Linked DNA regions of Homo sapiens: region 1 is linked to region 2. A link is a contact called in ENCODE Hi-C data. All regions are on one chromosome and are shown on one strand. The core of a region is the stretch at or near the end of the contact, and the rest is flanking DNA. Distances in the headings are between cores, read along the strand shown.

Region 1 (6,320 bases), core at 1,079-3,578, 47 kb before region 2:
CTATATTTTCTTTACAATATTTTTACTCACCATGTAGTTAGTTCATTATTCTTTTTCCTTCTGACCCCCTACAAAGAAAATGACTTTTATTTGGCTATGTTATTTCTTATAAAAACACCGTTCTGCTTTTTCCATACATCAACTATCCCATATTGATAACATTAAATCCTTATAGTATCCCTAAGGGGGTATATCATTAGACTGCCAGAGGAGAGAATTATCTTTTCCTGTGTGCATTCTATCTGCTTCAACTCCATATCCTTTTATCCTTCTGTTTCTGTGTTCAGCAATGCAAAAGGTCAATTCTATTTTACATAAAATGTATATTTGCCACCTGGTACTTTTCCTGATTAAAAAAAATCAGCTTCTCAACATGGTTTAAAAATTTTTTGATAGAGGCAATGTAGAATCCTGGCAGAAACTTGGAAATAGTAGCACATTTTTTTCCTCCAGTATAATAACCTCTGAATTATTTTGTGACAGTCTTAAAATGCTACCTAATTACAATGGTGAACAATAATGAAGGTTTGTGCCTGATGAAACGGGAAGTTGAAGGTTACATGAAGCTTGATATAGTTAGTAAAACTAACTTGGAGTTTCACGAGCATTAAATCAGATGGTTATGAACTATTTCCTTGAACGATGGGGAGGAGGGCATGAAAGACATTTCACACAAAAGGCTTTTCCACATAAAGTAATACATCATATTCTGAGTGGTCACTTACAACTATAAATGCCAAGATGTGGCCATTTTCCACCTCAATGAATATGAACCAACAAAGGTGCTCCTAGAATGAACTTGGTCTGCTCAAAAATATTTGAATTTAACCAAAGGAAAAAAAATCACATTTTTTTCTAGTGCCTTAACTTGTGAGAGGTACTATCCGGGATGTTTTCATATACTGTCATTTAACTGAAATTCCCTCAACAGCCTTCTGTTGAAGGTGTTGATATTGTTACCTCCATCTTTACAGATGAAGGAACAGAGGCTTAAGGAGCTTGACTCAGTTGGCAACTGGCCAAACTGAGACTCAAGTTACTGCTCCTCTGTGCAACACACAGTCTCTCCCAAGGCAAGACATATCGACTTCATCAAGGAGATTGAAACAAACGGGACAGTTATGAATAATGTGCATGCAAACCACAAATACCTTTGCTTCCCAAATTCCTCCTTTCTCTGCACTCTTGTTAGCATTTCAGAATTATGTTTGTTTTTTAAAAAATATTTACCTTTGAGTTAATATATATTATTTTTCCCTAAAATGCAAATGTTTTAGGGAGATGTAACAGAATATTCTATAGCTATCATTGATGCTTTAGTAAGCATAAGTTATATTTCCTTCTGGGGGGGGCAGTTTTAATAGAGGAAAGTAAATGGGAGAGAGGGGTATATACAGGGTAGGTAGGTTGAAGATACATTTCAGATACTTCAAACTGTTAGCTCTGTATGGCTCCCTTGTCTATGAACAGAATATGAGGCACATTTTCAATGGAAAACTTAAAAAAAAATAGGAGACAGCTTTAAGATAGCATCGCTGGACCTCCTTTTTGAATTCATTGAGTTTCTACAATTCTAAAATTGATGGAAAAACGTTTTCATGGTAGATGGCTAAGGCTTGGCAAGTTTGTTTTAAAAGGACGTCTGTATGTGTCTCCTGAGTTCATCTGGGATTACTTCACCAAAAAGAAAGTTGTGATCTAACCTTCAGAAAATTTTTAAGTTTCTATTTCTTCCACAAGGAATTTTCTATTGCTTGTGAAAAGGAAACTAAAGGCCCCAAGTTACATATATATTTCCCAAAACAAATAAATTCAAAAGCTGTGGTGATTCTTTTTATTTATTTTATTTCTAGTATGAGAATTAAGGTATTTTTCCCAAGTCAGCTATTCTAAGAAGAAAGTTGTTAATAAAGCGAAAGATAGTGAGAAGCTTCTCAGCATTGGGAGAAAATTGTTTGATAGCACTATTGTTTTATAAATCAGTTTGGTAAATGATAATTAATAACTAAAATGTTATGTCTTTAAATAACACTATTTTTCTATTTGAGGTGTTTCTATGTTCTCCAAACATAGCTGATAAATGTAAAGTCATAAAATTCTCTTATTACTCAAAATATGCTTGTCAACAATGGCAAGTAAGAAAGTGCTTACATATCATATCACTTCAGCCCTTGGTGGAGGATGGTATAGCCATACTTCCTGCTCTGTCAGCTAAACCCACACAAGATTAAATGCTATGTACATAATAGCCAGTTAGTACAGGTCTGTCTTGGAGGCTGGCAGGTGTTTCCATGAAATTTCACCCCGCCTGTCACAGCACACGGGGCAGCCAGCACCTGGCAACCTCCTCAAAAACAGCACACTCTTTAATTGCTTTGAAACAGCACAAGCAGCAGCAGCTGCTGCTGCCAACATTGTTAAGTAAACAACAGGTTTTGCACCTGCTGGAACAAAATCCTGACCTTAACATTGGCCAGTCAGGTGACCCCCATGTAACTTAGACAGCTTGTCCTAATGCAAGTGGCCTAGGAGATGAGCAGCAGTCCCTCAGTATTGATCCTTCCCCCAGATATGTAATATCTGCCCCTTAGTTGCCTTTTGAGGGCATCGAATTCAGCCCCTTTATATGAAAATTTGAAGAGTTAAATTTTTCTTATGGGCAGTTCCTTCTAGTTCTTTCTCTTTCCCTCCTCTGTCTTCTTTTGAGAATGCTAATGAGAAAAGATGACTTGGCTCTAATTTCCCATATTCTGTGTTATCAGTGATTCCTCTTTAGAAGTCTACAATGAAGAATGGGACTAGAGCAAATAAACTTTCTACCACTGACCAAAGACCCAACCTTTTAGCCTCTGTGAACAGAAAAAAATGAGACGATAAAACAAAATATTTTTATATACAATGTAACAGCTGGGCTTTTCAAAAATACAATTTTCAGTGTTTTATGGCCTTGGATGGGTATCTTCTCACCGTGTAGTGAGACGAGGAAACTCAGCTGTAGCAGCCAAGCGAAAGTGAAGTCAAATTTAACTCTGACTCTCACTGGAAAGTCCTTCTCAGCCTCCACATACATACATACACTGTTCTTATTTAGCAGGATCAGTTCCTAGGCACAGTAAGAAACACAGTTTAGGCTTTAGGGAATATAGTCCAGAAAAATGGAGAAGCAAGGGGCAATGGAGAAATACAGCCCGAAAGCGTTCATGACCATTCTCCCCCTTGTTCACAACTTCTACAAACTGTAGAAGTCCCTCCTAGTGGATAAAGCATTGGATTTGACTGGAACATACACATGCACATCACAACTTCTAGGTGGGGAAAGACAAACTCCATAAGGTGATTTTAAAGAGCAAATCAAGTAATAGTCTCAACGACATCAGATGACAATTAACTGGTGATACAGTTTGGCTGTGTCCCCACCCAAATCTCATCTTGAATTGTAGCTCCCATAATCTCTATGTGTTGTGGGAGGGCCCCAGTGGGAGGTAATTGAATCATGGGGGTGGGTTTTCCCATGCTGTTCTCCTGATAGTGAATAAGTCTCATGAAATCTGATGATCAGATAAAAATCTGATGTAGGGCAGTTCCCCTACACATGCTGTCTTGCCTGCCACCATGAAAGACGTGCCTTTGCTCCTCCTTCACCTTCTGCCATGATTGTGAGGCCTCCCCAGCAACATGGAATTGTGAATCCTTTAAACCTCCTTTGCTTTATAAATTACCCAGTTTTTGGTATGTCTTTATTAGCAGGGTGAGAATGGGCTAATACAACTGGGTTTTAGCATGCATTTATTTGTGTGTTGTTTAATCCCCAGAACAAGTCTTCTTGTGATTTGGCTGGTTTCTAAAAATGATACAACAGAGGGTTTGGCTTATCAGAGAGAAAATATATTTTCAACAAAGAAAAACATACAAACAATATAAACTGAGCCTTGAGATGGAGAGAGATAAATGGAATATTGTGAACCATGAGTGAAAATGTACTCGAATATGTTTTAGGTTCTTTAATTCTCATCATAAGCACACTGAATTCTTAACCCAGTAGAACAAAGATTGGATAGGCCTGCAGGCAAATGATCAAAAATCTGTTTCAAATCCTAAAGCCAACAGAACGTTTTGCCTATGGCTTGTTTATACCATTTGATCAAAAAGAATAATGCAATTGTGAGTTAGTCTGAGGTTGAGGAATTTTTCCAATGAAGTAAGTTAATTATTTATTACTATTGATTTGCTAGAGTGTTTCTGCAAAATCAAAGTATATTTCTTTTTCCACTTTAACATTTCTAAGAATTATGTAACAACTCTCCAAAGTTGTTACTAAACCTAATAACTATATTTTATAACATTCTTGATGCAGCTGATCAATTCGCTACATCAAGCTTATATATTCATGTTTTAAATAAAGTAACATATGTTATGTGCCTCATACATAATAATTGAAGAATAATGACAAAAATGTAAATTTTCCATTTTAGACCATCTCTTGAGTCATACTAACCACTAAAAGACCGAAATATACACACTGAGATAAATGTACTAAGAAATTGATGGGGGAAACCTCTAGTGGCTCATTGAATCCAGGCTGTCAAATTTCCAAAGAACAATTAGATGCTTTTAGCCAAGATCTATAGATTATATAAATGACATGTTAAGAAAATAGCAAAAATCATTCCAACTTTTCCTCTTCCTCTATCCTCTCTTTTAATATCTGCAGCAATATCACAAGAAAAACATATATTTAAGGTAGAAACAAAAGGCCAGTATCATGATCTGGATTATACCAAGATTCAGGAGTCTTTGGAGTTTATAAACATTAAAATATTTTATTTGTGTTATGTAATGTCCCTTTTATTTTATCCTATGGAAGTATACCTTTTAAAATAAAGAACAAATAGGCTAAAATAGTTTTGTGTACAATTAGAAAATTGAGGTGTCTTTCAATTTATTGCCGCTGATATCGTTTTTTAAAATCTTATGTATATTAAAAACTGAAGAGCTTCTTGCTATCCTCTAAATCTGTCTATAATCAGCAATAAACTAGGATTTAAAACATCCCTAACTCTAGGGCTTTTTCTGAAGGAGTAGGGCAGGAATACACTCTTTGTTCCTGAAATATATGGACAAGTACTTGAGGTACATAAATAGAATCATACAAGGAAAACTAATTATTCATAAAAATGAAAGGGGGGCATTACTACACCTGAATCCCAGAGTTTTTGTGTCTTTGTATGTGAGTCTGAGAACATATGGCCTTCTGAGCTTCAAAGTTTTCATCTGTACAAAGAAAATAACAAATTGACATTCAAGAGACTACTGTGTCAAATATCTGAGAAGGACGAGAGTGAATGCTTGAGGCTTATTGTCCACCTCTGCACGTGCCAATTCTCTTAAACATAGTTGTGGCTGTGTATTTTCAAAACCAACAAAAGAACAAAACTCTGTGAAAATATTACTCTTCCTTAAATCAAAACCAGTTTCAAAATGTTTTTAAAGATAACTGATAGGGAAGGCCAACATCTACGTGGAAAAGAAAGAACTTTTGTAAGTTCCATGAAATGATGTCGTGTTAAGGCTTTTTGCCTTATACCTAACAGAGCCTACATAATTATTGCATTAAAAATTTAGTCAGGTTCAATTAGGTATAATTTACCTATGATAAAACACATGGGTTTTAAACATACAGTTGAATGCATTTCAACCAATGTATATACTTATATAACTACCATCTTAAGATATGGAATATTTCCATTCCCCAAGAAAGTTCTCTCATGCCAATAATCCTCACTTCCCCTTTCTTTTCCAGCAAGCAACCACTGATCTAAATTCAGAAGCTATATTTAATTTCATCTGTTATAGAAATTCATAGAAATGGAAGCATACAGCATATATACTTTTTTCAGGCTGTTTTGTCCAAGAATGTTTGTGAGAGTCATCCATGTGATTTTGTGTATCAGTACTTCATTCATTGTTATTGCTGACTAGTATTTCACTGCGTTATGTACCATAAGTTGTTCATTTACTCATCTGTTCAAAGACATTTAGGTTGTAACCAATTGTTTGGCTACTGTGAATAAGATGCTAGAAACATTTAAATGCAAATATTTGTGAACTACATTCACATTTAAGATGTCAAGTTTTTTGGCATGATGTTATATATAATATTCATAATATCCCCTATTTCTTGTTTTCCTGCTTATTTTTGAGTTAATTCAGCACTATTATGATTCCATTTTATCTCTTCTCTGGTTGGTTTATTTACTTGTTTGGTTTTGTGCATGAGCCGGCATTTACATTTCCAAACCATTTGCTCCAGTTAAAGTTAC
Region 2 (6,976 bases), core at 1,574-4,073:
AAATGAGAAAACCAACTTCTTAGTTCTCAGAGGTGGCTTTAGATCTAGCAAAGCCTGAGATAAAATGATTAATACATAAGGCCCTTTATTATCTTGCTTGGTGAATAAATAATCCAACTTTTCCTTAGAAGTCTAATGACATGGGCAAAGGAAAAATAAATAATTTAAATCATTTACTGAAAAAGTTATACTTTTTGTCAAGTTAGGTCTTCGAAAATAGCTGATCTCATCACTCATGCAAGAACCTTGATAAACAGACAGCCTTACAAGTTCATTATCTTACCTTCTATAGGAGCCTCCTCTTCTTAGTAGGAGATTCTGAGAGTAATTTTATTTTAATTACCTACCATAGTACACTGGGATCCAGAGCCTTACATTTGTTTCTGCCTCTGCATGGGAAGTCTCTCCACTTGTTGTCCACTTGACATGGTCCCACACCTTCACACTTTCTTCCATTCTCTACGCAAATATTCTTTCCCTCTCAATTATCTTGGGCTGCACAACAGAATACCATGGACTGGTGGCTTCAACAATAGAAATTTATTTTCTCACAGTTCTGGATGCTGGAAGTCCAAAATCAAAGTGCCAGCAGGGTTGGTTTCTGGAGAGGTCTCTCTTTCTGGCTTGCAGATGGCAGCCTTCTTTCTGTGTCCTCACATGGTCTTTCCTCCATGCTCACATGGACAGAGAGATATCTGGTGTCTCACTCTTCTTATAAGGACACCAATTTTCTTGGATTACAGCCCCACCATTATGACCTTATTTAAGTTTAATTACCTCATTATAGGTCTTATATCCACATACAGTTACATTGGGTATAGAGGTTCAGCTTATGAATTTGGTAGGGGGGCCACATTTCAGTTCATAGCACCTTTTCAGCCAGGCCTTCTCTGGGAACCCTTTATACATTACAACCTCCATACTTTGATTTTTTTTTATGTACTTACAATGCTTTGTTTTCCTTTATAGCACTTATCACTTTCAAATATACTATACATGTTTTGTATTTCTCTCTTTGTTACCTGTCTCCATCCACTGGAATAAAAGCTCAAGAATGATGACAATTTGTTCACTGTGGTACCCACAGTATCTCTGTCATGCCCTAGCAAAGAGGAATCTATGATACAAACATTTCTTGTGTGTATTAATGAACTATCCCTATGTTACGCACGATGGAAGCTACTACAGATACCAAAGTAGAAGAGATACTACAACTTCTCTTCAGTAACTTTTAGTCCAGAGATAGATAAGGCTCACCATAAATGAATTGTAGCTCCCTGTAACCATAAGATATAACTCAGGGAATGACCAAAAAGGAATATAGGGATCTGTATCGTGCACAGTCCAGAAAGACATTTGCTTTCCACACAGAAACTAACTTCATCAGATTTGCATAAATCTATTTGCTAAACTATGAGTCAGGAAATCATATTTTTCCATTATTAAAGTTAACATTCATTTTTTGTAATATTTATATGAGCCAACTATGAAACATAAAAACAGGTCAAATCCGTGTGTGGAAGGATGTTTTAAAATCCACCTTCACAGTCACAAACAGAAATGTCCCATGACCATATTTTAATAAACAACCATGTGTTAGAATAACTGATTACAGAGCCCAGTTTTTCCTTTCTGAGAAATTACTTTGATAGTCTTTTTCTTAAAAAAAAAAAAAAAAAAAAAAAAAGAAGGAAATTACTTTTAGGTCTTGACCAAAGGGTGTTCCAAGTGAAGAGGTCCCAAATCTTAGTAAGCGGGCAAAGGTGGTTTTATTTTTTTCAGCATTGCTTCATTAATCTGAATGTAAAACTATAGAAAAAATAGTCTCTAATTTAGCTAGAAAATAACACTCATTTGCTTGCTAAGGTCTAGCAACAAAAGAATGTTAATGCACATTACTACCTATTACTACAACAGTGAACACAAAATGAAATGAGCAGATGCTGATTTACCTTCTCTGGTGAATCATGCATGGCACGAAACTGCAGTCCTGAAGCAAGCTAGACCATCTGTGCTGTTTTCTCCAGATGAGCCAAATTTGATGACAAACCATTCTCCATATATAGGAGTTTTTCTTTCTTTCTCTCCATTTTATATTAGAAAGTATAGTTTCCCCAATAGAAGATGCAGAAAACTATTTTGCATCTTCTACTATATTGCTAAATATTTTGACTCTGAGCCTGGATAAAGCAGTCTGGAAATTAAATATAACTTCAAAAGAGACATCTTTTCAGAACTTGCATTCCTCAATTATTCTCTCCATCCATATGCAAGCTGTTCTGGAAAATAGGATGGCCCAGAAAGGTACATTTGAATGGCATTTCTGATAAATTTCTTCCACCTTATGATAATGTTTTATGGTTCAAATTTTCTTGAAAAATCAAGTCATGAGAAAAACCATGTATTCCCTGTAATTCAGGGCCTAGCATAGAGATGGTGATGAAAAAAATTTTTGCTTTTGAACGTTGGATGAATTTTGGCACTGAAAGTGCCTTCATCTTTAGAATCCCTTGACAAGTATTAAAGGTCAAGGAGTGAGGTCTTTTTATATTCAGTGAGATGACATGTTTTACTTAAGTAGAAAGGGAAGTTAAAATATCTCTTTTTGAAAATAGGAAAATGCAATTTCTCACTAAATCTAAACTTAAAATTTCTTAGTTTCACAATATCTTCAAATAAATACTTATCAAGATACTTAAAACATTAGGTTGCCAGATGGCTTTAAGATAAATATTTGCAAGCAAGAGGTGATAAAAGATGGGTTTGGCCTGTGGGCAAGATGATGAGTCAGACACGGAGCAGGAATGTGAATCACCCAACGTCATGCTCTCACAGCTGGGGCAGGATGACAATGCAGCGTGGACCACTTGGTGCTACAGACGAGGCTTCTCTATGGAGTGACAGTCATCGCTTATGTCCTCAGTCACCAGTGTGGAATTAAGAGAGTGGTAGGATTCACTTAAACAGGCGAGCATTTCTTGGAAAAATACTGATACAGGTGAAGCTAATCTCTGGCACTATATATATCTTGGTGTTATCAGCTGGATGACTCTTGTATGCTTTTTCATTTTCTGCAATGATCAAAATATTTTCCTTCTGTGATCACCAGCAGAGTGGGGAGCTTTTATTTCTCAAAAGTACTGCATGACACATTTATAAGTTCCCTGACTTCAATCCAAACTTGCAGCTTGCATGTGTAACTCTTTGTTTTCTTATTTGAAACCTATTAATATGAATAGTCAGAAGCAATTTCTTCTCTTTTAAAAAAATTAATTGCTCACATTGCAATTTATATCAAGATACTCCATTTTTTGGCATTGGTTTCGGTAACAGTCTCTGTAACACTAGTTAACTTTTACATACAGGAATATGTTTTATATTTTTTAAAAAGTATTAAAGAGTCAATGACCACCAAGGACATCAGGCACCGTAAATATTGTTTCAATATGTTAACTTTTAAAACGTCAATTATTAACATTACCAACATCTGAACAAATTCCTAGATTCATGAAAGAAGGCTTTGGGGACAGAGCTCTGAACTATGTAAAAGATCTGTGAGACAAAGTAGTAAATATAGAAAGCCATGTTTGCTCACTTCTGCCTGCCAGCATAATTTCACAAAGCCCCTGACTCTGTGACAAGATGCAGTTCTCTGGAAGAATGCTTTGAGGACAAAACTGGATAGAGCACACGGTTCCCACATCTCTTGAATGAAGTCACCATATTCCTTAAAGGATAAATGACCCTAGACCTTGCCTTTTCCTATAATAAGATAATGTCTGACAGGGTCAGTGATTATGCCTCTACTGTCTATAACCAGATGTACTCTTGCACCCAAAATTTGATATGATTTTGCACGTACTGAACCTTCACTGCCTGTATATAAGCAATGAGCCAAAACAGTTTTGGAATAGTCTGATGGAACCTCTCTGAAAGATCTCTCCAGGGCTATAGTCCTCAGTCTACAGTCCCCAGTAAGACTTCTGAATAAAACTAACTTTAATTCTTTACAAGCTTGATTTTTTTTTCTCTAGTGGACGGTCATAAAACTCAAAAAGATCATTATCAGAAAAAAAGAGTCTCATTATTGATGAACCCTGTTCCAGGAAAGTAACTGGTATACTGATGGGGAAGAACTTGCTCTCCTGCCCCGTGGTACTGCCCTTAAACCATGGCAGATGAGGGGAAACATGTGCCCTTCTAGAGGTCTCATTCTCAGCCACTGGCAACCCTAGTTTCACCCACTTGGTTGCTTCCTTCCTTATTGAACCTTGCACGTCTTGGTTATATTTTTGTCACATTATTTTATTGTTTTTCCCACTAACCTATATTTTTTTCAAGGTCTGAGACCCTCTGATTTTTCTTGGAATCCCCAGGAGTTAGCAAAATCTGTGCAGCAGCCATTGCATCTTCTAGCAGGTAAGAGGATGGGCTTTTGTTTCTGATAAATCTTTATACCCCAAATCTTAGCTGAGTGTTCTTAACTTTAAGCTCTCTAAGCCTCAGATTCCTTATTTATTACATAGATATAATAATGGTGCTTCCTTTATAGTTTTTTTTTAAGAATAAATGTGATAATACCTGTAAAATGCTTTGCGGCACTTGTTACACTGCATTTCACTAATATTATCAATTATTTTAAAATTATTTGTTAATACCTTCAATGTTATCAACTATTACTTTTTAATCTTTTTTAATACCCATTTTAAAATAATGTTAACTGTTATTTTAAATAATTTAATAAATTATTTTTAATGTTATCAATTATTTCTAAATGAGTATTTTTTAATAAAGCCTTTTTGGAACAGCTCTGGAAAATCGCTGTAGTATACACTTAAAACTCTTCAAAGTTTATCGATATGAAGGGAACTTGTAAAATCTCCATATTCAGATCGTGACGTCTTCTTTAGATTTATTTTTTAAGGTAATAATATTACTGAAAGTCACAATTATAAAACTGGAATTGTAAGGACTGGTAGCTTTGATTATTCCCAGTTGTTGCCAAGCAAATCTTTTTGGACAGGAAAGTTTCTACCAAAGACCTTTCCAGTATCAACATATGAAGAAGAAGAAAGAAACTGGCTGTTACCGATCTCACAGTCTTTCTGATGGACAAAAGGTGAGGACGTTCAGTGAGTATTTATCGAGGAGAGGTAACAGATTATCCATAGAGTCCTACTCTGAATATAGTTTTTAAAAGCTTTAAAATTTGTTGAGGTTTTCTAAGCTACCAGCTAATTTTTCATTGCTTTTACTTTTCTTCCTGGAGATGTAAAGATTTTATCAAAAATATGCACTGAAAGAAAAAACGAAATCTACACTGAGCTTACAGGTTAAGGGAAGAAGGGGTATAAAATGTGTTAGTGGCTTCCACTTAGAAGCCATTATAGAACACTGTCCCTACTCCTACGCCAACCCTTTCAAATCCTCAATTTAAGACAAACTGATTTGCAAATGATGTTTATATTACAGTAGGAAATGTTTCATTTCTATATAAATGGACACACATAAATGTTGTCACCTATTGGAGGAGAGAAAAACCCAGGAAAAGCTCACATTTTCTACAGTTACTGAGGTCAGTCACACTTTGCTATATCTAGGCGACGCTGTAACATCCCAGAATTGTACATTGAAATCAATCAAAGAAAACAGAACCATAGTTCTGCACTCCTTTGAGGTCCCTCTGTGTTCCTTCTTCATTGAAGAATGAAGATTCTGGGCACAGTGTTTTCCTGAAATAAAATCACAATATGAAACTACAGATACAGGTTGAATCAAAAGTGAAATCTATTTTCCATTTACGAACTTTTGACAAATAAAGACTTTGTGATGACCCTATAGAAAATGAGATGGAATGTGTATAACTTCAAGTGTCCGAGACCTTGTTTTAAAGTAGCTGGTGCCCCCACTCTCGGGCCAAGTTGTTACTTATGAGGAGTGTCCATTTGCACAGCATGGTGAGTATAGTAAATAAGGACCTGTACACTTCAAAACTGCTCAGTACATTTCAAATATTCTCACCACAAAAACAAGTATTTGAGATGAATACGTTCACTAGCTTGATTTAACTACTCCATATTGTATTCATAAATTGTAACATCACTTTTTACCCCATAAATATGTACAACTATAATTTGTGAATTACAATGAATAAAAATTTTTAAATGAGACTTTAGCTGGTAATTTTAGCTTAAAAAAGAAAGTACCTCCGAAACAGACTTTCCCATAAATGCAATGAAGGTACTACGTAAAAATCCAAACTACCGATAAAAGCAGACTCAGGGGGCTCCTTCATTCACAGAACTGACATTCAGCCATTCTTCACTGATTTGTTTTTATAGGGCCACTTCTTTTGTGTAGCATGTGTTTAGATTGGTTGGTTGACCCTTACAAGATTGCTAAATATTTTTAATACATGCTTTACTTATATTCAGGTAGCACAATGGGATATTTACTATAGTTGCAGAACTTAAAACTGGTTAAATAAAATGGTCAAAACTTCAACCTTTGTTTTGTTAACTCAGGTGATTTTCCTCTAAGTAGTGAGTCTATGGTAGTTACATTGGCAACTTGGTTAAAAGTTTCTATAGGGATGAGTACTGGGTTCATCACTCAATTTAGACTTCTAAATTAGTTGTGACATTTGATTATTTCAACTTTTCATTTTTGCAGATCACTGTGAAGCACTGTGTGTGATCTTCACTTGAAATATTCAGTCTAGGCGATCTACAGTTAAAGAAAGACTTCAAATAATTTTATGGGATGTGAAACACTTTCTAGGATTTCTGTTCAATTCTCTTCTCTAGCAAGAAGCCCAAAACTGTTCTATCAACTACACTGCTAGCTGGGTTCCTTGTAAATAACATAATTATGTTTGATTACAATGAAGTATTTATGTGAATAAATACTGGATAAATCACTTGTTCTTTGATAAGTGCTATGATGGATACAAATAAATACTTTAGATCCTAACATA

What was found. Hi-C counts contacts between places; a loop is a spot of excess contacts on that map. Pooled maps may share reads with other maps.
Region 1: a map of heart left ventricle shows a loop between it and region 2 (2.3-fold over the local background). The contact joins two enhancer-like sites. A Hi-C loop is called at or near these places in 1 of 168 maps with a recorded cell type or tissue (heart left ventricle) and 1 of 50 pooled maps.

What each region holds. Positions count from the first base shown.
Region 1 is chr18:33,799,164-33,805,483 of GRCh38, reverse strand. No RefSeq gene overlaps it. Among named protein-coding and RNA genes, the nearest start is that of ASXL3, 220 kb to the right of the region's middle. Within about 2 kb of position 2,328, at least 4 of the 41 ENCODE cell types and tissues checked have a DNase peak (open chromatin) inside an H3K27ac peak, as active enhancers do.
Region 2 is chr18:33,752,243-33,759,218 of GRCh38, reverse strand. No RefSeq gene overlaps it. Among named protein-coding and RNA genes, the nearest start is that of ASXL3, 180 kb to the right of the region's middle. Within about 2 kb of position 2,823, at least 2 of the 41 ENCODE cell types and tissues checked have a DNase peak (open chromatin) inside an H3K27ac peak, as active enhancers do.